3 separate regions of the Homo sapiens genome follow, and regions 1 and 3 are each linked to region 2. Evidence: read pairs that join two places in POLR2A ChIA-PET (ENCODE). Cell type or tissue: HepG2. All regions are shown on one strand. Region 1 has its middle 6.1 kb from the start of ZSCAN9. Region 2 overlaps ZKSCAN3 (zinc finger with KRAB and SCAN domains 3). Region 3 holds the start of PGBD1 (piggyBac transposable element derived 1).

Region 1 (4,000 bases), 140 kb before region 2:
CAGGTCTATTTCGGTCACAGGGCCTGAGAAGGCCTGCCAAGTTTGGATGGCTTTGAGTGTGAGAATAGCTGGGCGACAGAGGCAGTGACACAGGTCAGCCTCTCCTTTGCCCATTCTTAGCAAAGGAAGCCACCAATTAAAGATGTTATATAAAGAACTACATGTTAAAAAAAGAAAGAAAGAAAAAAGAAATATAAAACCCAAACCAACCAAATTACAGGCCGATGGGCGAATTGTAAGTGGTAGGGGGGTTAGTTAAACACATTTTGGTGCTTTGGAAGCCCCTCCCATTCCGTGCCTGCACTAGATCTTTTTTTCTAGAAGTGAGAGTGAGAAAATAGAAAATCTTTTTGTACATTTTCCTTTTCCTCTTTTTTTTTTTTTTTTTTTGGCCTTTCCTTTTCTTTCTCTTTTCTGTGGTCTTGGGTGCTCCCGGCCCCAGGGCAGGTAGACGGTCAGTTGGCCAGCACCACGGACTGGAACGGTTGACTAGGATATTGCATGGTGTTCAGGTTGTAGCTGAGGTCTTCCATGAAGGGTGCCTTCTCCAGGAAGAGGCGGTGGCACCACCTCCAAATACCTAGACCATGTAGAAGCTGCTGGCGTTGCAGGTGACAGTCCCACTGCCTCCAAAGAGGGCTCGGGTGTCACTACCCTGGCCATTGGCCCCATCAAGGAAGAAACTGGGCAAGCCACCACTGTTGTACTTGAGACTGTACGTGGCCTTGGGGCGAGAGCTGGGATTGAGAGGCCGGTTGGCCGGGATGAAGTTCAATGAATGCACAGACAGAGAAAGACTCCTGTGTTTCAACAAGCTGTTGGTGTTGAAGCGGGCCGTGGAGGCTGCTGTACTGGCTGCTGGCCACCTGCTTCACCGCTGGCTGCACCCCTACCACTTGTTGCCCCACCCCTCTTCTTCATCTTAGTGGAGCCTAATTTGGTGGCAGCAAAGGAGTCCATGGTGAAGGTGATGGGCTGGGCGAGGCAGAGGATGAAGGTGGGGCTGGGTGATGGGCAAAGCATAGCGACGGGGAGTTGGACAAGGAGCTGTCCTGGCTTCCGAGGAGAAAGAGCATCTGGTCGTCAGGAGTGAAACTGCTCTTGATCTTCATGTCCAGCTCCGGGGCCCCACAGCCGTCACTGTCATCCAGGTACAGCACTTTCACTGCTCCCTTCTCACCAATCTGGTAGGACACCCCGAAGGGGTCAATCCATATGCTCAGCTCCTCAGGCACATTGGCCCGCACATCTTCCACTGTCAGGCCACTTCGCTTAGCGGCCAGCTCCCCAACGGGGTCCACCATCTCCTCGGTGTGGAAGCCAGAGCCCTTCAGTGGTTTGTCAGGGTACCAGTGGGCTTCTTATTTCTTTTTCAGAGGCGCCAGAGCAGCTTGTTGTACAAGTAGAAGATGATGAAGTTCAGGGCTACTTTGATCTCCAGCTGCATGGTCCTTTCCTAGGCAGAGAATCAGCACAGGGGACGTGCACAGCCTTGGGCTCCAGAAGGCTTCCGGTCTCCACCGCGGCTGGGCGCTCTGCCAGCCTCGGGGCAGCTTCTCCCTCTAGAGTGGCCCTGAGCGCGGGGCGGCGGTCGCTCTCTCTTTTTTCCCCCGGAGCCGCCCGGCCGGGGGCCGAAGTCCTTTTCGTCGTCGAGGGTTGGGGGAAGCAGGCAGCTATGGTCATGACTCCCAAAAATAATTCCTTCAGCGCTTAGGAGGTTGGGCGGCTGGGGGACGAAGGGCTGGCGGGCGGCGACCGGGCGGGGAGAACGGACCGGAAGGTGGCCCGTGGGGGGGGCGGGGGGAGCGGAAGAAGGACCGGGCTGTGACCGCGGGACGGTCCTGTCCTCCTGGCCCTGCGTCTCTCGAGCTGCTGGCTTCTCTCCGCCGACGACCCGCACCTTCCCGCGCCCCGGCCCGAAGTCTATACATTTTTTAAATGTGCATATTCTTTGACACGGGAATTCTACTTCTAGGAATTTATCCTAGAGACAGACTCACACATATGTAAGATAATACGTGTCTGAAGCTCAGCATTGTTTATAAATGGAAAGTGATAGGAAATATTAATAGCTTAATTGCTTATCAATAAATGACTGGTGCATAATGAAATAGTATGCAGCTGTCAAAACAGAGCTGCAGCTCTACATGTATGGCTATAGGAAAATTTTCTACTATTTCTGTAAAATCCCAGGGCAAAATTATATATAAATATTTGCTTCTACATACCTAAAATATCTCTGAAAGGCTGTATAAGAAATGAAGGCCGGGCATGGTGGCTGACACCTGGAATCCTAGCACTTTGGGATGAGGAGGCAGGCAGATCACTTGAGTTCAGGAGTTTGAGACCAGCCTGGGCAACATGGTAAAACCCCGTCTCTACTAAAAATACAAAAATTCTTCAGGCATGGTGGCACATGCCTGTGGTCCCCAGCTACCTGGGGGCCTGAGGTGGGAGAATCTCTTGAGTCTGACAGGCGGAGGTTTCAGTGAGCTGAGATCGTGCCACTGCACTCCAGCCTTGGTGACAGCACTTCAGCCTCAGCGACAGAGAGAGATCCTGTCTAGAAGAAAAAAAAAGAAATCAATACCTTTGGCTGTTTCTAGTGGATGAAATTAGGTGACTAGTGGTAGGAATAAGTTGTATATTTCTATTTAACAAATTTTTATTTTGAAGATGTTTAAATATGCAAAAAACACAGAAAATAGACTAGTACATGTCCAGGATCCCTTAATCACAGTTCTAAAATCCATAAAATTCTAAAAACTCCAAATCTTTCCTCCATAAATTTGGCACTACAATCTATCTGAGGGGAAAACCTGAACTTCTTCATAGCCTTTATTTAACTCATTTAAAGTGACTAATCATAAATCTCAAAGCAGAAATATTGAGGTGTTTGATATGCTCTGAAACTCTGCTGGAAGTTACATAATGTACAGTGTATGCACATTATCTTTCTAAAATAAAAAAAAAACAAAAACCTGAATTTGGAAACACATCTGCTCCCAAAGGTTTATGTATTTTTAACTTAAGGAAAATATCACAAGATACAAATTTAGAAAAAGAGAGAAAAGACTTTATTTCTTCTTAAGGGTTACAGCCTGCAAGGTGGCCAGACTACAGGCTGGGAAGCCTTCCTCTGGCCACATCCAGAGACAGGCACTTTGAAGGAGGAGGGGTTGAGGTAGAAGCTTTATGCTGAATGAGTTGACCAAACATACATATTCAACAGGTTACTGAAGGAGCTATGAATATTCAGGAAGGGGTCCTGACACATGCACATTGAACAAACGTGCATGTTACATGTTCACTTTGAAGTAGAGACTTAACATTTGCATGTATTACAACTAGGCTCTATACGTCAAATGGTCACTTTAGGACATGAGAGCACAGAAGTGCACAATCTCTGTAAAAGGGCTAGAATGAGTCCATGGTTGGTCTTATCAGGAGAAAGTTACTAAAATCAGTCTCACGTTCAGTCAAAGCTATAGTTACAGTTAGTGGAACAGGGGTACAGTTTGTCAGCATCTAGTGGAGCTGCAAATTGTTTGAATATTTCTTATCTCGGGGCAGTGCTTGTTTAGCTGCTAGAGAAAAAGGAAAACCTTGTGGCAGTTAAAACATAGTTTCTTCTTTAAATGAAAGGAAGCGTGACTTAAACCTTCCTTGGCATGGACTTAGATCCTGCTTATAATTTGGTATCTTATTGCCACAAAGAGCCTATTCTATCAGTCTTATGATCTCTACTTTAACTTTAATGCTGGTCAGTTGTGTCTAAACCACACAAAAGAGGAGGGTATAATGAGTCGTGTCTGAGCTCTCATTCTGTCAGGGCTGGGAACTCAGTTTTTAAGTTTTTTCTGGTATCACTTTTGCCACAAGGGGTCTGTTTAGTTGGCCAGGGTTGGGTTGGGGATTGGATTTTATTTCTAGTTTATGTTACATAACATGTAATGAACATCTATATACTTATCGTTTAGATTTTATAATTGTTCACATT
Region 2 (4,000 bases):
AAGTGTCAGGTTCCAGCCCATACTGAGGTCCGAGGGGAGTTGTTGGATGGGTGGCAGGTAGTTGAAAGAACACTCGGGGCTGTAGGCAGGTAAAATATGATTTTATTCAGCAGCAGCTGCTGCAGCTCTCACACTGTCTGCCTCTGTCTCGGCTGCCTCCTCCGACCGCAGCCCTTCTCAGCAAACGGCTCTGTGGCTCCTGCCGCTCCCACACTTACAGCTGTACTCCTTGGCATGCTTGTTAATTCCTGGCTCACCTCTGTCTGTCTGCAAGATGGCCAGTTCTCTCTTACAGGGTCAGCAGTTTTTCTCTCTCTCTCTGGGCACAAGTCCTATGTACAGTGTCAGCAGGGCAATTATACCATTTACAGACAATAGTGGCTGTAAGCCAAGTATGAGCTTACACAAACAGGTTATATAACAAGTGGAGTGGTGCGCCTGCGTTCCAAACTCGCTGAGTCACGCTGGCCTGCATATCTGCCTCGGCCTATTCTTGACCAAAGCACATCCATTTACCTTACACTCCACCCCCTTGGCCGAGGGAGACATAGGTTTTTGGGTACACAGGCCCAATATATAGGTTTGGCACACAGGCCTGACATATAAACTTTGGGCACCCAGGGCTGATACACACAGGCTTGACACATAAGTCTGACACATAGGCTCTGGGCACACAGGCCCAATGTATACATAGAGGCTTGACACATAAGCCTGACACATAAGCTCTGGGCACTTGGGCCACAGTAATACAGGGAGCAATAATTTCAGGTTATAGTGAGCAATCACTACATGGTGATGTTACCCCAATGTTGCTTTATATATTAATCCAGGGTTTTTGCTTCCCTACCTTTAGGGTGTTGGGGCGGGCAACAACAGGTTACTGTTTGTCCCCATACCTGGTTGGAGGAAGTCATCCTTTCTCTCATAGATCTGGCCACATGGCCTGGCCCTACATGGGTCGGTGACTAGCCACTTCTGTAACTTCTAGGTAGTTAGCCACAAGGTTAAGCCTTGATAAACTGCCCAGCTATCAGTGCAGATTACGTGTCACCTTCTTGGTGATCACCATTTACATTGCCCTGAGTTCAGTTTATTAGCTACTTTGTCCACACCTGGTATCAAACCATAGGGTGTTGGTACTAGGCTGGGCTGCAACAGCAGTCCAGGTAGCAGTAGCACCCTGGCTAGACCTATCTGTGTACCATGCCCCATTGGGAATGCGGGAATGCCCTTCCTTAAAAGGTGAAGGCTCAGGATCTAGGGGTGCCTCAGGTCCCATAACCTTATCTTGCATTAGGACTGTAGGTCCTAAGACTTCCTGTAATTGTGCTTCTAAGGGACTTGAGTTAGCATACTTTGCTGTTCCAAGTAGGCTTAAGCACCCCACTTTACAAAAGTGGATGTCTGTGCCATCCCAGTGTGTGGGTTGTTACCCATGAGCATACCCACCCTGCTATTGGGTAAGTCATGCGCGCGACGACTGTAGCCCATCCTGCCAGGCTGTCACGAGTCTAAAGGGCAGCATATGCAGTTAGTAACTGCTTCTCTGTCGAGGAATACTGGAGCTCAGCTCCCTTCCAAAGTTGGGACCAAAAGTCTACTGGCATTCTAAAGAGCTCTGTGTGATGCCATAAGCCCCAGTCAAAACTATCTGGTCACATGCACATCAAGTTTAAATGGGTGCCCCGATCAGCTACCCATAGGGCTTGTGCCTGCTGAATAGCCTGTTTGGCTGCCAGGAAGGTGGTTTCAGCCGCATCATCCCAATTCCAGGCAAGAGGCTGCGTTGCTGCTTCTAAATCTGCAAGAGAATCAGAGGTTAATATAACATCATTAATAAGATCATGACATATGTTGGGGCTATGCATATATCCCTGCAGCAATACTGTGAAAGTCCATTGTCACCCTCCCACGAAGGCAAAGTGTTCCTGGCTCTCTGGAGCAATGTCGATTAAGAGGAATGCATTGGCCAAGTCCACCACACAGTGGCACCATCCCAGTTCTGTTGTCAAGTGGCCTATCAAATCCATGATAGACGGCACAGCTGCCAAGCCGTGCAAAACATCCACCCACAGCCTGTCCTCAGGCATGGGAGAGACATCCACAGTGCATAAGCAGGGAGCTAAGCGGCCGATGCCGAGGTCCAAAGATACAGGTTTCACTTTCACTGACCAGCTTTCATAACCGTCAATAAATGCAGCTCTGCCCGGAAACTTATTCAGGTTTAGGGACCAGTGGCTTGCCGAGTCCACATATTGCCTTTGGTTGTCCGGTGTCCCCCCAAGCCTGGCACCTGGGTCAGTTCCCAATCAAACAGGAAAGACTTTACATTTCTGCCTGACTGCAGCAGGTAATCTTTGAGCTGGAACGCTCCGGCGGGACCTAGTTGCCCAGCAATGTCCTTTTCCCGAATGACTTGCACTAAGTCTATATACAACTGCCATCTACTGACAGTTTCTGGTATTTCACCGGCATCAGACCACACTGTAATTAAAGAAGCCAGCTTTTCCATCTCAGAGGGGGAGCAGGAAATGGATCAGCTCCTTTGTCCCGGAGAGACAGAATTCAGGCAGGGAGTCTCCCCCAAATGCTGCTGGCACTGCTTGCCTAACTCCCACAACTCAGTGGGGGGTACAAGCACTATAAGAAGTGTGCTTCACTATGGTAGGGGGTCTCTAGGCCCACCCTTGGGGCCCAGTGGCTGTTCATGCTCTATTTTCTGGCAGACCACTGGGTGAGCCTGTAATGGAGGTTCGTCCTCCTCCCTGCACTGCGTCCAGCAGGGACTGGGCATGCCCTTCCAGCAGCACAGTCACAAATGCCCATCTGACTCTGTTGGCAAAGGCACACTCCTTCTCGGTCCTGTGCATTTCCAGGTGCTTCAGCACCTTCTCCACACTCGTGGAGGGCCTGTCCACTGCCGCCCATGTTTCCACCAGAGCCCATCCTTGCAGCACGGCTGCCACTGGGTGCCACAGCTCATGCTGTGGCTGCATAGCCGCTCCGGGAGCCTGGGGGCTGAAGACCCACTCACCTCATCTTGCTCACTATGCCAAATGTCAGGTTAGAGCCCCAGCTGAGGTCCAAGGGGAGTGGGTGGATGGGGGGCAGGGAGCTGGAAGAACACTCGAGAGACAGCAGGTAGATGGGACATGGCTTTACTCAGCAGCTCTTTCACAGTGTCAGTGCCACATTTATACACCTCACAAACAGTAGTATCTTAGAGCCAGGTGATGAGCCTCCCCAGATTATGGCTACATAACTGTGATTATATAATGCACGGAATTGTGTGCGTGCGCTCCAATCCTGCTGAGTCATGCAGGATGTTTACCTCGGCCTATGCCTGCTTCGCTGCAGCACAGCCATGTTCCTTACAACCACACACCAGGCACTGTTCTAAGAGTTTTATACACTCACTTACTTAATGCTTACAATGGCCCTATCTGCTATCACTATCCCTATTACAGATAAGGAGAGGGAGGCACAGAGCTAGTAGGTAGTAAAGCCAGGATTTTGACGACCTCAGGAAACCTGGCTTCAGAACACTTAACCAGATTATGATGGGAGCTGAGAAGAACCAGGAAGGAGGAAAGCAGGAGAAAGCAAGATCCTTGAAGTAAGGACAAGTGAGTTTTTGGAAGTGGACAGTATCCTCAGCCCAGTTGCCTGAGAAGAGGCCATGGAAAATGGGAATTGAGGGAAGCACCTTTGGTTCCTTCTGCATGCGAAATCTTAGTGGTCTTGGCAGTTGCAGCCTACAGTGTGTGGAAGGCTTAGTGGGAGGTGAGGACTAGAATCAGGGACTAAGGACTTTCTTTCAAGAAGTTCAGTCTTGAAGGGGAAGAAAGAAAGTGGCAGATTGAGGAGGTGGCAAAGACCAGGGGCAGCCTATGCTCTCTCCAGGGGAAGGGCTTGGTGATGTTTTCGGCTGCCTTGATGTTTCTGAGAGAAACTGAAGGGCCTTCAGCCCAAAGATCCGAAGAGCCTGCAGAAATCCTTC
Region 3 (4,000 bases), 74 kb before region 2:
TTGAGCCACCGTGTCTGGCCAGCTTATTTCTTTTTAGCACTGAATAATATTCCATTGTCTGCATATACCACAGCAAAAGAAATATCTGTTAAAGGACTGTTATCCAAAATACAGAAAGAACTCTTAAAACTCAGAAATAAGGAAACAACCCGATTCAAACATGAGCCAAAGACCTTGACAGACACCTCATTAAAGAAGATATACAGATGGAAAATAAGCATATGAAAAGATGCTCCACACCATATCCCATCAGGGAAATTGCAAATTAAAACAACTGTGAGATGCCACTACACATCTATTAGAATGACCAAAATCCAGAACACTGACACATCAAATTCTGGTATGGATGTGGAACAACAGGAGCTCTCATTCATTGCTGGTGGGAATGCAAAATGATACAGCCACTTTGGATGACAGTTAGGTAGTTTCGTACAAAATTAAACATACTCTTACCATGTGATACAGCAATCGCCCTCCTTAGTGTTTACCCAAAGGAGCTGAAAACCAGTGTCTACACAGAAGTTTGCACACAGATGTTTATAGCGGCTTTATTCATAATTGCCAAAACTCAGTAGGTAAATGAATAAATAATGGGTCTGTTTTTTAAAGAGTTTTTTATATTTTTACTATTGAACATCTTTTCACATGTTAATTTGTCACTTATCTTGTGTGTAGTAATGTTCATATCCTTTACTAATTTTTCTACTAAAGTCTCCTTTTACTCTTAAACAGAAGTGCCCTTAAAAATCAAATAGGGAACTTGCATATCAGCATTTTAAATGCACGTGTCCTTTGGCTGAACAGTTCTAATATGTGGCATTTATCCTAGAAATATATTCTTAAAAGAATGTAAAGGTATTGAATGGTGTTCCCTCTAGCATTGCTTTTAAAGAAAAAATATAACCTAAGTATGCATCAATAGGATAGTTAAGTAAATTATGGAACACTCATACAGTATTACTTAGCTGTTAAAGAATAAGCTGATCTGTGAAGATCTCCAAGTTGTCTTAACCGAAAAGAGCTAAGGTGCAAAATTACATTATGATACCATAAGTGTTTTAAAATGTATAAATACTTATTCACTAAACAAAATGTTCATTAAGTGCTACTGTGTGGCAGGTAGTGTCCTAGATAAATATGAACAAAATACAATGGTTAACTCTAAAGAGGGGACACTTTTCGTTTTATGGTCCTTTTGCAACTTGACTTTTTTATTGTACATATATTATGTATACTTAAAGAAAATAATTTGTACAGCTTACTATAATGGTCTTTTTATTGATCTGTCTCTCCTACCAGCCAGTGATGACCCCGAAGACAGACATTTACCACTGTGTTGGTTTTCAATCGAAATGATGTACATAAATTTGGGGCGTGCTTGCACCGTCCGAATGGGCCTGGGGTCCGGCGGCGGAGAGTGACCTGGGCGGGGCAGGAGGTGGCAGCGGGGGTCCTCCCGGCTCACCAGAGAGACGAGCGGCCGTGCTCCTAGAGAGGCAGGGAACCCGCCAGACTCCGCCACTCCGCTGCGGGCGCGGCGCAGGGAGAAGCTTTTGTACCCGCCCAGCTGCTGGAGGCGCCGGCAGCGCCCGCCAGACCCGCCAGCCCAGCGGCCCGGGCTCTGGGGAAACCGGCGCTCCCGACAGGGGAGCACCGGGCCTCTGAGCTCCCTCGGGAGCCTTTCACGAGGTCAGCTACGTCTTTGTTGTGCGCGTTCCTGAACTTTTGGTCCATTAACCAACAATTAGACACGCCGGTATTCAGTGCCTGGCGCGGTGCTAGATGCTGGGTGTAATCTCAGAAAAATACATTCAGGGGCGCGCCTGAGGGTGCTGGCTGCTGGCATCTCAGGTGCTTTACGTGCATTCGTGAAGAAGCCCATCAGTATTTCTTGAATACCAGGTACGTGCCGGGCATGTAGAGTCTATGCAGAGATAAACTCCTGTCCTCAAGAACCCGGGTGGGGATGGGGTTGGTGATCTGTAATACGAGATGGAGATGAGGGTTGGGTGCAGTTTTCTATGGGAATACCCCATCTCAACCTGTGTGGCTTACTTTTCCTGTCTATATGTTAGGGTTAGGGGTTGCCAGGGAAGGTTTTACAATAGAACATTTACGCTGGGCCTTGGGAATTTACCCTTAGAAGGGCGGTCCTGACTGTATAGAGTGGGTGGAAAAAAATTGAGTACTTAGCATGGCAGTGACATAAGAAATTTGGGAAGACCATGGCTTTCTTGAAAGCAGGAACCAAGTCTTTTATTCCAGAGTTAACTTTATGCCTGGAAAATAATGAGATGCTCCACAAATGTTGATTGAGTGACAAACAAATCAGCAAAACCCAGTAAAGATTAGATCCTGGGGAGTTTGAATTTACTTCAACGAGTTTAATGAAAACTTTGTGTGTGTTTATGTGTGTGTGAGGTATGTTGAATATGGTCACAACTGTGCTTTAGGGAATATTAATCCAGTGACCATAGAAGCGGGGAGTTGGGCAGGAATACCGTAACAGAACATTATTGTAACAGTGAATGAAAATAATAGTAAAATTATAAGAAGGAAAGAATGGCTGCAAGAGGCGTTTTTAAGAATTGACTCACTGATTGTGTATAGAGGCTGTTTAAAAGACTGAATGCGTGGAAGATGATGGTGATGCCAGTAGAAATGGAGAAATACCGAGTGAACGCAGCTTTGAGGGACTCTGATTTCAGTTTGAGATCTGTTGAAATTATAGTGCAGTAGAGGCCCACAGCTGCTGGCATTTCAAGATGTGGGTTTGGAGTGCAAAAAGCAAGCTGGTGCCAAAGATTTGAGTCTTCTTGGAACAGAGATATATTGAAAGTGTGACTAAGGAGATCACAAAGGAAAAAATGAAAAGAGGGAATAAAAGAACTTGATGCATGTCTACTGTTTTTCAGTTATGTATTGTTGCATCAAAAATAAAACTCTAAACTTAGTGGCTGAAAACAAGCTCAGCTTATTGTTCCTCAGGATTATGCGGGTTGACTAGGCGGTTCTACTGGTCTCACCTGGAGTTACTAATAGAGCTGCATTCAGGTGGTGAATTATTTGAGCACTAGGCCTGGCTGGGCTTTAACTTGGGCATTTTGGTTCTCATCCACATGACCTCTGTATAGCTAGCTTGGGCTTCCTTACAGCATGGCAGTCTTATGGCAGTGAGCCAAGAGCTACAGCAGCACTCTCTCTTACAATGTCATTTCTGCTGTATTCCACTGGTCAAAGCAAGTCATAGGCCAGAACAGATTCAAGGGAAGGAAAAAGAGACTCCACCCCTTGAATGACAACAGTGGCAAAATCTCATCACAAAAGGTATTTGAGAATGGGAGACTTTGGAAACATTCTGTTACACCTACATTTAAAGTGGAATATTCAATGAGAGTTACACAGATATAGAAGACCTTTGAGACTGTATTATTTGTCCATGAAGGCAGCCATCTGCCTCCTCAATGGGTAAATTATCCCCTCTCCCCAGCTGAAGTGCAAGCTACTCGAGCTTTCTTATTGCTAACACTTCTTCCCTCATGTCCTACATCCCTTACCTTTGGACTCAGGCCCTTTAGTACTAGTTCAAAATATACTTCTGATTCATTTCACTGATAATAGAAGCAAGCAGGCTCAGCTTTTGAGCATTACCTACAGTGGGGACAAAAATGTAAGTAGGTTACATACAGTTTTGAAGCTCTTATAATTTGCATGTTGCTGATAAATTCTTATGCCTCAGATCTCTATTTCTGAATATAGACCCCAAGCTAAGTGAAGCTTTAGCCTCTAAGCTCAACATGTATGAAGCTTTGCCAGGCCCTGCTCCTGAAAATGAAGATGGCCTTGTGAAAGTGAAGGAGGAAGATCCCACCTGGGAGCAGGTGTGCAACTCACAGGAGGGCAGCTCCCACACTCAGGAGATTTGCCGCCTGCGCTTTCGGCACTTCTGCTACCAGGAGGCTCACGGACCCCAGGAAGCTCTGGCCCAACTCCGAGAACT

Evidence for each region. Peaks named below come from ENCODE experiments on the same cell type or tissue, not always from the same donor. Only the 100,000 strongest peaks of a DNase experiment are listed, where the experiment ranks them.
Region 1: POLR2A ChIA-PET joins it to region 2 with 20 read pairs; 9 of 35 experiments call an interaction of 5 or more read pairs at or near these places.
Region 3: POLR2A ChIA-PET joins it to region 2 with 16 read pairs; 14 of 35 experiments call an interaction of 5 or more read pairs at or near these places.

Annotation. Positions count from the first base shown.
Region 1 is chr6:28,217,188-28,221,187 of GRCh38, forward strand. It overlaps the pseudogene TOB2P1. Among named protein-coding and RNA genes, the nearest start is that of ZSCAN9, 6.1 kb to the right of the region's middle. RefSeq lists an enhancer at 1,799-1,918. In HepG2, no CTCF peak of the experiment used is centred here; DNase peaks (open chromatin) are centred at 1,534 and 1,774; H3K4me3 peaks cover 1,325 bases.
Region 2 is chr6:28,353,874-28,357,873 of GRCh38, forward strand. All of the region lies in intron 1 of ZKSCAN3 (zinc finger with KRAB and SCAN domains 3), which reads left to right. It also overlaps a transcript of ZSCAN31 not described here. Among named protein-coding and RNA genes, the nearest start is that of ZKSCAN3, 5.9 kb to the left of the region's middle. RefSeq lists enhancers at 215-714, 2,192-2,261, 2,541-3,445. In HepG2, CTCF peaks have their summits at 1,993 and 2,443 (motif pointing left); DNase peaks (open chromatin) are centred at 2,058 and 2,428; H3K4me3 peaks cover 870 bases.
Region 3 is chr6:28,280,017-28,284,016 of GRCh38, forward strand. It overlaps PGBD1 (piggyBac transposable element derived 1), which reads left to right and starts at 1,556. Exons shown (of 7, transcript NM_032507.4): 1 at 1,556-1,902; 2 at 3,760-4,000. The coding sequence starts at 3,798. RefSeq lists silencers at 1,587-1,736, 1,928-2,104. In HepG2, a CTCF peak has its summit at 1,647; a DNase peak (open chromatin) is centred at 1,525; H3K4me3 peaks cover 1,678 bases.